Regions from separate parts of the Mus musculus genome. Here region 2 is linked to region 1. Evidence: chromatin loops called from intact Hi-C (ENCODE). Cell type or tissue: left cerebral cortex. All regions are shown on one strand. Links, peaks and the distances in the headings refer to the core of each region. The heading gives the core; the rest is flanking DNA.

Evidence for each region. Peaks named below come from ENCODE experiments on the same cell type or tissue, not always from the same donor. Only the 100,000 strongest peaks of a DNase experiment are listed, where the experiment ranks them.
Region 2: a loop joins it to region 1, with 12 times the contacts of the local background. A loop is called at or near these places in 1 of 42 quality-filtered maps.

The regions. Positions count from the first base shown.
Region 1 is chr17:29,490,391-29,495,479 of GRCm38, forward strand. It overlaps Pim1 (proviral integration site 1), which reads left to right and starts at 395. Exons shown (of 6, transcript NM_008842.4): 1 at 395-835; 2 at 935-1,041; 3 at 1,130-1,180; 4 at 1,275-1,641; 5 at 3,332-3,508; 6 at 4,200-5,089. The coding sequence starts at 754. The coding sequence ends at 4,357. Gm26885 (predicted gene, 26885) reads right to left here and starts at 1,154. Exons shown (of 4, transcript NR_168683.1): 1 at 787-1,154. In left cerebral cortex, for the core only: CTCF peaks have their summits at 383, 984 and 2,547 (motif pointing left); DNase peaks (open chromatin) are centred at 934, 1,597 and 2,513; H3K4me3 peaks cover 2,558 bases; H3K27ac peaks cover 1,784 bases.
Region 2 is chr17:29,344,514-29,349,602 of GRCm38, forward strand. It overlaps Mtch1 (mitochondrial carrier 1), which reads right to left and starts at 3,419. Exons shown (of 12, transcript NM_019880.4): 1 at 2,954-3,419. The coding sequence starts at 3,274. In left cerebral cortex, for the core only: no CTCF peak of the experiment used is centred there; DNase peaks (open chromatin) are centred at 2,130, 2,344, 2,760 and 3,363; H3K4me3 peaks cover 2,943 bases; H3K27ac peaks cover 2,072 bases.

The DNA of each region.
Region 1 (5,089 bases), core at 356-4,355:
CCAGCTCCCGCCTCCCTGCACGCCCAGCGCCCCTCCCCCTCCGTTTTGGCGCCTTTTCCTTCCCGCCACGTCGTGGCGGCGTTAGCGACCATTCTGACCGCGAGGCGAGAGGCGGGGCCCGCAACGCCTTATGCAAATAGGGCGTCTTCTGGTTGGCTGAAGCCGCGCCCGAGGGCGGGGCCGGGGAGAGGGGTGTAGCCGCGAGGGGGCGGAGCGGAGGGGAGCGGCCCTGGTCCCGCCGCCTCCCCGCCCCCTCTCCGCCCTCCGCCGCCGAGCCAGCCCGGCTCCCCACCTCGGCCTCCCGGAGAGGCCCCGCCCCGTCCCCGCCCGCCGCGCGCGCCCTCCCCAGCGGCGCGCTCCGCCCCTTTACTCCTGGCGGCGGGGCGAGCCGGGCGTCTGCAGCAGCGGCCGTGGCGGCGGAGGAGGCTGGAGGGGAGTCGGCAGTGCCGGCGGCGGGATCGGCAGTAGCAGCAGCAGCAGCAGTCACAGTCAGCAGCAGCCCTGGGTCCCGCAGCGCCTCTCGCCCTGCCGCCTCCCGCACTGCCTGACCCAGCCGGCGAACCCGCCCGCGGCCAGCCCCGCCAGCGCCCTCAGTCGTCCTCCGACTCGCCCTCGGCCTTGCGCGCCAGCCGCAGCCAGAGCCGCAACGCCACCCGCAGTCTGAGTCCCGGCCGTCGGCTCAGCCCCAGCTCGCTCCGCCGCCGCTGCTGCTCGTCCCGGCACCGGCGCCGCACCGACACCCTGGAGGTGGGGATGCTCCTGTCCAAGATCAACTCCCTGGCCCACCTGCGCGCCGCGCCCTGCAACGACCTGCACGCCACCAAGCTGGCGCCGGGTGAGTGTCCCCACCCCACCCTGGGCGCGCGGGTCGTTGGGACGCCGGGAGACCCCCGCGTGGGTCGAGCGCGCTGAGTGTCCCGTGCCTCTTTCCTAGGCAAAGAGAAGGAGCCCCTGGAGTCGCAGTACCAGGTGGGCCCGCTGTTGGGCAGCGGTGGCTTCGGCTCGGTCTACTCTGGCATCCGCGTCGCCGACAACTTGCCGGTGAGTGGGCAACGCCGCCTCGGGGAGGGCGCGCGGAGGGATGCTTTGAGCAGGAGGGTCTGATGGAGACTCGGGGGTCTTCTTCCAGGTGGCCATTAAGCACGTGGAGAAGGACCGGATTTCCGATTGGGGAGAACTGGTGAGTGAGCCGGAGCCAGAGACCCTCTCATGGGTGGGTGGGTGGCGACGGGCGTGCCGGAACCGGCGCGCTAACCCTCGCCCTCACTCTGCAGCCCAATGGCACCCGAGTGCCCATGGAAGTGGTCCTGTTGAAGAAGGTGAGCTCGGACTTCTCGGGCGTCATTAGACTTCTGGACTGGTTCGAGAGGCCCGATAGTTTCGTGCTGATCCTGGAGAGGCCCGAACCGGTGCAAGACCTCTTCGACTTTATCACCGAACGAGGAGCCCTACAGGAGGACCTGGCCCGAGGATTCTTCTGGCAGGTGCTGGAGGCCGTGCGGCATTGCCACAACTGCGGGGTTCTCCACCGCGACATCAAGGACGAGAACATCTTAATCGACCTGAGCCGCGGCGAAATCAAACTCATCGACTTCGGGTCGGGGGCGCTGCTCAAGGACACAGTCTACACGGACTTTGATGGTGAGCCAGGCCCCGGGGAGGGAGCTGCCCAAGGTGCCGGCCTGGAAGCCTCTGGCGGCCTCGGCTCCGGCCCTTTGTAAAGGTCATTGGGCCGCCTGGCTCAGAGCTGGCAGGGGTGGGGCAGAGGCGAGCTTCCCGGCATAGTACAGCCGGGGATTTCGAGCTGGTTGAACGAACCTGCAACATTTCTGGCGTGATTGGGGTTTTGTTGTTGTTGTTGTTTTTGTTGTTGCTGCTGGTGTTTGCTTGTTTTTCTTTTCAGCAGGAATTTATTAAATTCCATGCTTTCCCGGTGAATAAGAGGTCGTGGGTAGCCGGCTGTAGCCCAGATTTCTAAAGTATGACCCACTTTTCCCTCCAGTAGGAGGTGGAGCCGTTGGTGGCGGGAGACATTGGTGCTGATTTTTTTCTTTTTCTTTTTCTTTTTTTTTTTTTTTCTTTTGTAGTTTTGTTTTGTGGGGGAGTTTTAAGGTAGTTCTTAGAACTGCAGGGTTTTGTTTTGTTTTGTTTTGTTTTGCTTTTGAGGGTAAAGGAATAAGAGCCGCGGTTTCACCCCACTTGGGGGTGTTGTGGGGTGACGAGGCCTGGAATGAATGTTGTGAAATAAGATCTGTTGCTGGTTTGAAAATTAGTTGGGAGTCTCCGCTGGGAGGATGAAAACCTATCTACCATAGGGAGGGGCTTGGATCGCGTTCTTTCAGCAGTGGAGGGCAGGAATAGTAGATCAAAGCGCGAGGGTGGGTCACGATCCGAGTGGCTCACCCGGACAAACTATGGCCTTTCAAAACTTGTGACTCTGGCTTGTGGTTTGAATTTCTTTGGAGGATGCCGGGCTGGGCTGCGTTTTTTGTATTTAACAGTTAATGGCTGGCTGAGTCCTCCCCTGTGTTTTTCCCCCCCTGGGCAAGTCTTTGCTGCCCCCTGTTGAGCACCACGAGGCTAGCACCTTTTTTTTTTTTTTTTTTTTTTACTCCCCAAAGTTTGTAAACAGGAATCACGTGGTCTGAAACCAGCCCTGCAACTGTACCTTTCCAGTCTAGGGAGTGGGAGAGTGCAGTGTCTATGCCTTGCTTGCATAGAACCCGGAGGAAAGCACACCCTGAGTTAGTTGTGTATAAAGGCCCTCACCTGGGCCCGGTCTAGATGAGACTGGTGTGGCAGGGCCCTGGGGTCCTTGTAGTTAAAGGCTAACCCACTGAGTGGGGCCTCTAGACTTGAGCTTTTCGGTGGCTTTATTTGTCTTTGGGCCGATGTGTAAGGGATTTGGGTTTAGGGTTTTTGGGCTCCCAGAGAGCTACCATATCATTTCTTCATTTTCTGTCTGGACCAGAGAGGCAGAGATGGAGAGAAAAAAAAAATATGGTTGTTTTAAAGTCAAATCTGCCTGTCTGCCTCCTGAGAGCTGGGATTAAAGGCATGTGCCACCAAACCCGAGCCAGGCAGTGTCTTTATTAAAAAATATTTGAAAACCTAGTGGAGGTGGTGGTTCTTGCTTTTAATCCAGCCCTTGGGAGGTAGAGGTAGGCAGATCTCCGAGTTCAAGGCCAGCCTGGCCTACAGAGTCACTTCCAGAGCTACACAGAGAAACTTTGGAGGAGAAAAAAAAAATTAAAAGAAGCGGCTCAGACTAGCTGCTTTGTTAACTTTTTTTTTGCTAATGCTGGTTTCTTTCTATTCCCTCTGCTGGTAGGGACCCGAGTGTACAGTCCTCCAGAGTGGATTCGCTACCATCGCTACCACGGCAGGTCGGCAGCTGTCTGGTCCCTTGGGATCCTGCTCTATGACATGGTCTGCGGAGATATTCCGTTTGAGCACGATGAAGAGATCATCAAGGGCCAAGTGTTCTTCAGGCAAACTGTCTCTTCAGGTAACTTCCCTCAGACACCCCCAATCCTTCCCAAACCCTGGTTCAGGGTTGGTTTGGGGATTACAAGAGTGAGAGAGTATTCCTATCCACCTTTTTATTTTTATTTATTCATTTTCTTTGGGGGAGAGTAAGGCCTTAGCCTGCCTCTGACCCCCAACTGCTGGGACTCAAGAGATGGTGGGTTTTCACTGGGTCAGAGTACTCCATTTGGGCTCAAATTGGAACAAGTTTTATATACATCCCACCCCAACCCCCAGACCCTGTAAAATCTAAGTACCAGCAGAGACCCAGTCTCTAAACAAAGTTTAAAAAAAAAAAAAAAAAAATGAAGGTTCCGGATAGTGTCAGTGGAAGGCGTGAGGTAGGTAGGTGAATTGAATCACCTCATCTTGCTCACTGGTGGCTCATCAAAACCCTTGTCATCCTTCCTATTTCTAGTGAGTGGGTGTCATGGGAAAGGCCCGAGCTATTGAAGTCTGAAACCACAGGTTTAAGAGGGGAGGCACTTTTTTAACTGAAAGCTGATTGCTGGAGGCTTTCGGTATCCGTTCTTTCCCACCGGGCAGTGTTTGGTATAAAAAGTACCGTGCCTCTTTAAAAACCCCAGACTTGTAGGTCTGGGGAAGAAGACCTTTGCATTACAAAAACAAGTTGAGTCATCTTTAACCTCTGTCTGCCCCGCCTTCTGCAGAGTGTCAGCACCTTATTAAATGGTGCCTGTCCCTGAGACCATCAGATCGGCCCTCCTTTGAAGAAATCCGGAACCATCCATGGATGCAGGGTGACCTCCTGCCCCAGGCAGCTTCTGAGATCCATCTGCACAGTCTGTCACCGGGGTCCAGCAAGTAGCAGCCTTTCTGCTGCTGTCTGTCAGACCCTCCAGGGAGGGAGAGCTTGTCTTCTGGCCTCCCAACAGGACCCTGCGTGACGATGCAGGGACAGCAATGACAACTCATTCCAGACTCCAGGTCCCTGGAGGAGCCTCCCACAAGGGAAAGAGACTACTTCACTGGTCCTGGGCCCCTCTTTGCGCGCCCCGCCCCCAGACTCAGCGTCTAGTGTTGCTGGGCTCCCCTGAATCCATCCCTGGTTGGGGGTGGGAGTGGATCAGAGCCCTGTCGATGGAACTTTAGTCACCATGGAGACTGGGTCACCAAGATGGGCCGGGGGGGGGGGGGGGGGGGGGAGAGGAAAACAGTCTGGGGGGTGGGATAAAAACTAGCACCATATTTAAGTCCCTGTCACCTCTTCCAACTCCTGAGTGCCTTCTGTGGGGACTCCGCCTGTGCTGGGAGAAATACTTGAACTTTACCTCTTACCTGCTGCTTCTCAAACTCTGCCTGGGTTTTGCTTCCTTCCTCTCCTCTCCTTTCCCATCCCCCACTTCCTATGAAAGGTGCCATGGGAGAGGCTACAGGGCCAACTGCTGAGCCACCTGCCCCTTTTCTGTCTCCTTTAGTAAAATTCCCAAGCAAACTGGTCTTCCTCTTTGGTTTCGACTTAACTGTTTCAAAACCAAGACCTCACACAGAACGCACAACCAATGCAAAACAAAAAACAAAAAAAACAAAAAAAAAACCA
Region 2 (5,089 bases), core at 485-4,484, 150 kb before region 1:
CCTGACTCTGAGATACACTGAAGGTGGCTGATTTTAAATGTCTTAATTCTTTTTTTTTTTTTTTTTTTTGGTTTTCTGAGACAAGGTTTCTCTGTGTGTAGCCCTGGCTGTCCTGGAACTCACTCTGTAGACCAGGCTGGCCTCCAATGTAATTCTTATTTATTGTGTCTGATGTGAGGTCGGAGGTCAACTCTGGAGTCCGGTTTCCTCTGGCCACCTTTGCTGTAAGTTCCAGGGATGGGACTCACATACTTTGGCTAGAGCAACAAGTGGCCAGTGTGCTGCTAACCCATCTCACAGCTCCTGACTGTAAATTTTTTTTTTTTTTTTTAAAGATTTATTTATTTATTATATGTAAGTACACTGTAGCTGTCTTCAGACACTCCAGAAGAGGGAGTCAGATCTTGTTACGGATGGTTGTGAGCCACCATGTGGTTGCTGGGATTTGAACTCTGGACCTTCGGAAGAGCAGTCGGGTGCTCTAACCCACTGAGCCATCTCACCAGCCCCTGACTGTAAATTTTTAAAACCCTTTATTGTGAGGTCTTTTTGAAAAAAAATGACGCTCACAATGGCTTATCCAGAAAAGAGTTAGGTGACCCAGGCAAACAGCTTTCCCTTCCAGAGTTCTTCTTCTAGGTCAGAAGTGGCCTTCCGCGTCTTCAAGTGGAGGGTGGTCCTTTGTGCTGGAACTTCAAGCCCCAAGCTCTTGCTATGATGCTGCCCACCAGTCTTATCAGCACAACTCCAACCTGATCCTAAAACCCGAACCCTCAACCGCACATCCTCACGGCTCTCAAATCTGTTGAGTTTATCGTCTTATGTCTACTGGGTTATCAAAGGTACAATGTGAGCCGAGGTCACGGCCTACTTGATTTGTCCTCACGTCATGCTCACCTAGATCTGTTTCTAACTGTCCTAACCACAGCCAACACCGTGATCCCGTACCTAACACCAGCAGAGCCAGTTTGCCACCTTCAATACCTCTGCCTGCCTCCACCCCCGCCCACGAGTCTTGATCTGAGGCTCAACATCTAGCCTGCACACCTGTTCCCTGCAAAACACAATCTGTTATTATTGTTGCTTTTTTGTTCAGTGTTACCGATTACTAAGCTATAGCCATTAAGCTCCCTGAAGTTGTCACCCCCAACAGAGCTCTTAGGCTTACACCCCCCTGCCATCTAGTTCCCATCACCCTTTGGGCTCCCCTTCACTCTCTAGGTCCCTCTCCAAAGACCTTTCATTCTTTCAAACCCCCACACTAATGCCACCATGCTCCCAATGATAAGCCACTTCCCCTGTGTCCTCCCACACTACACCCAGAGCCCCCCCGACCCTCTCCGCCTGCCATCCTAAGGTCCAGCATTTGATTCTCACCCCATCAGCTCCTAGCACCTCCAACTGCTCAACTCAGATACCTGCAAAGCCCAGAGTCCCTCCTAAGCTGAGGCTTGCTGTGGCTGCAACACTATGTTGTAAATACACATTCACATGACAGTAGGTCAGTGCTGGTCTCCAAATCCCCCTTTCAGCCGTCTCCAAATCTCTGCACAATTTGATGCCCAATGGCCCTGACAGTATCTTCTCATTCCTTATATTTCTAGTTAAACTCCAAATTCTAGAATCCCCATTCCTCAGACCCCAGGGCTTCAGCAACTCCCATTCTTTGTTTGTTTTTCTCGAGACAGGGTTTCTCTGTGTAGCCCTGGCTGTCCTGGAACTCACTCTGTAGACCAGGCTGGCCTCGAACTCAGAAATCCGACTGCCTCTGCCTCCCAAATGCTAAGATTAAAGTCCTGCGCCACCACTGCCCAGCAGCGACTCCCATTCTTAAGGCCTTCTCATTCCAAATGTATTTCTAATTCTCTCAGTTCTATGACAAGGATAGTACAATAATCTTCACACTCACTTGCCTTAAATCAAACCTCAAATCTTAGCTGGGTCTCCAACTCAATCCTCACCACCCATCCCCCACTCCTTTGGAAAATGCTAGGCTTCATCTTTGATTATCAGTCTGAGCCTGAACCACGCCAATCAAAACTCTCCCCACCTCCATCACACACCCACCCAATTCTGCCAAATGCACAACACCTCCTTCCAACCAGATCCCTCCTCCCCCTTTACCCTTTCCTCATCCTCTATTGGAGTGAATTGCTGCCAACAAGCAAAAAAGCGTTTAGGTGCCCAAGCATCCTTGAATCCAGACATCCCTACCTTTGCTCCAGCTTTGACAACCCTTACCTATTGTGCCTATCCCCATTTTCTGCCCATTCCCAACCCACGCAGACACAATTACTTCAATTCCTTCCTTCCTCCACTAAATGCGTCATCCCATTCTCCCCTTCCCCCTAAAAGCCGCCTCCTGGCTCCCCTTTCCAGACACCGCTCCACTCCCCCCCTCCACCAATGCGGAGGCCCCTCCTCCCACCAAATCTGTCGTCGCCATCAAATCTACAGGCTCCTTCTCAAGTAAACCGATAGCTCTTCCCTGCTGCATTCTTTCCCTCTGAAATTTTTGGCCCTGCTGCCCACTCCTTTGTCCCTCAAAGCTTTCATCCATCTCTATAAATCCAGAGCCCCGCTGTCCTCTGCCCCAAATGTACTCACCTTCTAAACACGTCGCTTTTGTACCCAGCCAGCCCTCATCTACCCATTCACCAAAACTTCTCGGCCCTCCCCCAATCCTGTGGCTTCTTTCCGCACCCCAAATCCATTACCCTTCGGAATTTCAAGCTCACTGCCTTCGACTACTTATCTCCCACATCTCATCGCCTTTCCCTGCACCCCCAAATCCCTTCCTACCCCACGTCTGTCACTCACGTCCCTTCGCTCCCTCCCAGCACCTCCAAATCGCTTCCTTTCCCACGTCAATCACTCAGATCCCTCAGCCCCCTCCCTGCACCCCCACACCGCACATCCCATCCACATCCTCCCGCCGCGCCCCCCGCCCCACCTGGATCAGCAGCTTCACGTAGAGCAGCGGGTGACTGAGAGCCGTCACGCCCGCGCCCAGCGCCACGAACAGCGCCTCGGTGGTCGGGGCGTTGTCCCCGGAGCCCGGGGCGCCCGGGCCGCCGTCCATCCTGCGCGCCGACGGCTGAGCCGCGGGCCGAGGATGGCGAGGGTGCGCGCGGTGCGCGGGTGGCGGGTCCCGAGCGCGGGCCTCGACTCCGGCCGGCGCGCCGCCCCGAGCTCCTGCACCAGCTCCGGCTCCCGCCATCCCCGCGGCGCCGCCGGGAGCCCAAGGCGCCACTTCCGGGTCCGAAGCCCCCATGGCGCCAGGCGTGGAGGTCACTCCCCGTCACGTGGTGCTGGCCACGCCCCGAACGTCAAGGGGAGGGTCCTGGCAGCACCACTCACGCCGCGGGGCGAGGGGGCATGGCGGGCGGGCGAGTGTTGTTCCTTGGTGCTCCCGGGCCCGCCTCCTCCGGCCCGGGGCGGGTTCTTTGCAGCTCTGTGCCCGCCCCTTTGCGGACCAGGCCAGTCACCGCAATCGTGCCTACGAGTCTCAGTCTGTGTGCCCTGCTTCTGCACTCCTTCAGCACGATCCCGGGACCTGTGTAGAAACCCCTCAATAGTTGAGTAACTCACAGCTGCTGAGGGCTGGGAGCACTCTTTGCCTGTGCACTTATGAAGGCCCGGTGCTGGCTGCGTTTAGTTACTAAATAACTAGGCCTGGGAGAGCTCTAGTCTAGTGCCTGGAGCATAGTGCTACGCATGCCTTGAGAGCAATTCTTAGGGCCACCTTCCAGGAAGGTGCTTACTCCAGCCGGTGATTTGTTTCCACCTCTGAACAAGCACAGCAGCTCTCAGCTGGTCTTGAACTGCCCAATAATAGAGTCTTCTGGTAATGGACCTCAGAGTCAGCAGGGACCCTTTGGTCCCTAGCAAGGGACCTTGTCCTCTTGCTAGTTTGCAAGGAAGGTCTTTGGAATGGTCAGATATTTGCACCCTCCCTGATTGCCCGTGGTGTAGGTTTTACCTCACGTTCCTGACACTTGCCCACGCAAATACTTTCCATCTGTGGGCTTTTCCTCCGTATTGTCCCCAGTGCCTTGTTTTTCCGATCTGTATTTGACTGTCCCCCATTGGACCGTGTTTTTGTATGGCCCATTCCGAATGTGGCTCCCTGTACCGTACTACCGTGTACTGTACTGTGTTGTATCATATTGTATTGTCTGGCATTAATATCTATCTTCTATCACCGCAAATATAGGAATGCATAGAAAGTATATCTTCAGGGAAACCATTCCTAAGGGAATGAATGAAGCAAACAAAGTAACAATCCAGTGCAGTGGCACACACCTGTAAAGTAAGCCCGATACTCAGGAGGCAGAGGCATCAGGATAGGAGTTCAAGGCCAGACTGAGCTGTGCACCATGCTACATCAATTTCCTTGGCTGCAATTGATAGCTGGCTGTTAGCAATCACAATTCTTTCATTCACATCTTAGTTACTAATATTATCTCAAGATACAGATCACACTGTGATTATAAGTGTGTGTGTGTGTGTGTGTGTGTGTGTGACAGAATGACTTCAAAGGGTTACAAAGGCCACAAATCTCAACAATTTGAAAGAGTCCTTACTGGAGGCAGAGGCAGAGAAAGCCACTTCTGAGGTTAGATATTAACCAGTCCATCTGGAGAACGGCTCAGGAAGGGCAGAGCTGCTGAGGGCTTGCAGGACTGGGTACAGGTGGGTGAGCAGATGGACAGACAGATGGATGGTAATTCAAACAGGCCACATCAAACACTGGGAACCCAGCTAAACTGAAGCCCCTGGGATTGCCAGGACTTCTCATTCCTCTGTCCCTTGACAATATACACTGAGTGGTCAAAAGATAGGCCTGACGTCCAGAGTTAGGTGTCTTCCTTTCTATGAGGTCCAGGTGAGAGAGTATTGTACCCTTCCCTAGTATGATGGTTTGTATATTCTTGGGCCAGGGAGTAGCACCATTTGGAGTTGTAGCTTTGTTGGAATAGGTGTGACCTGGTTGGAGTAGGTGTGTCACTGTGAGTGTGGGCTTAATACTCTCACCCTAGGTCAGTCTTCCACTAGAAGCCTTTGGATGAAGACATAGAACTCTCAG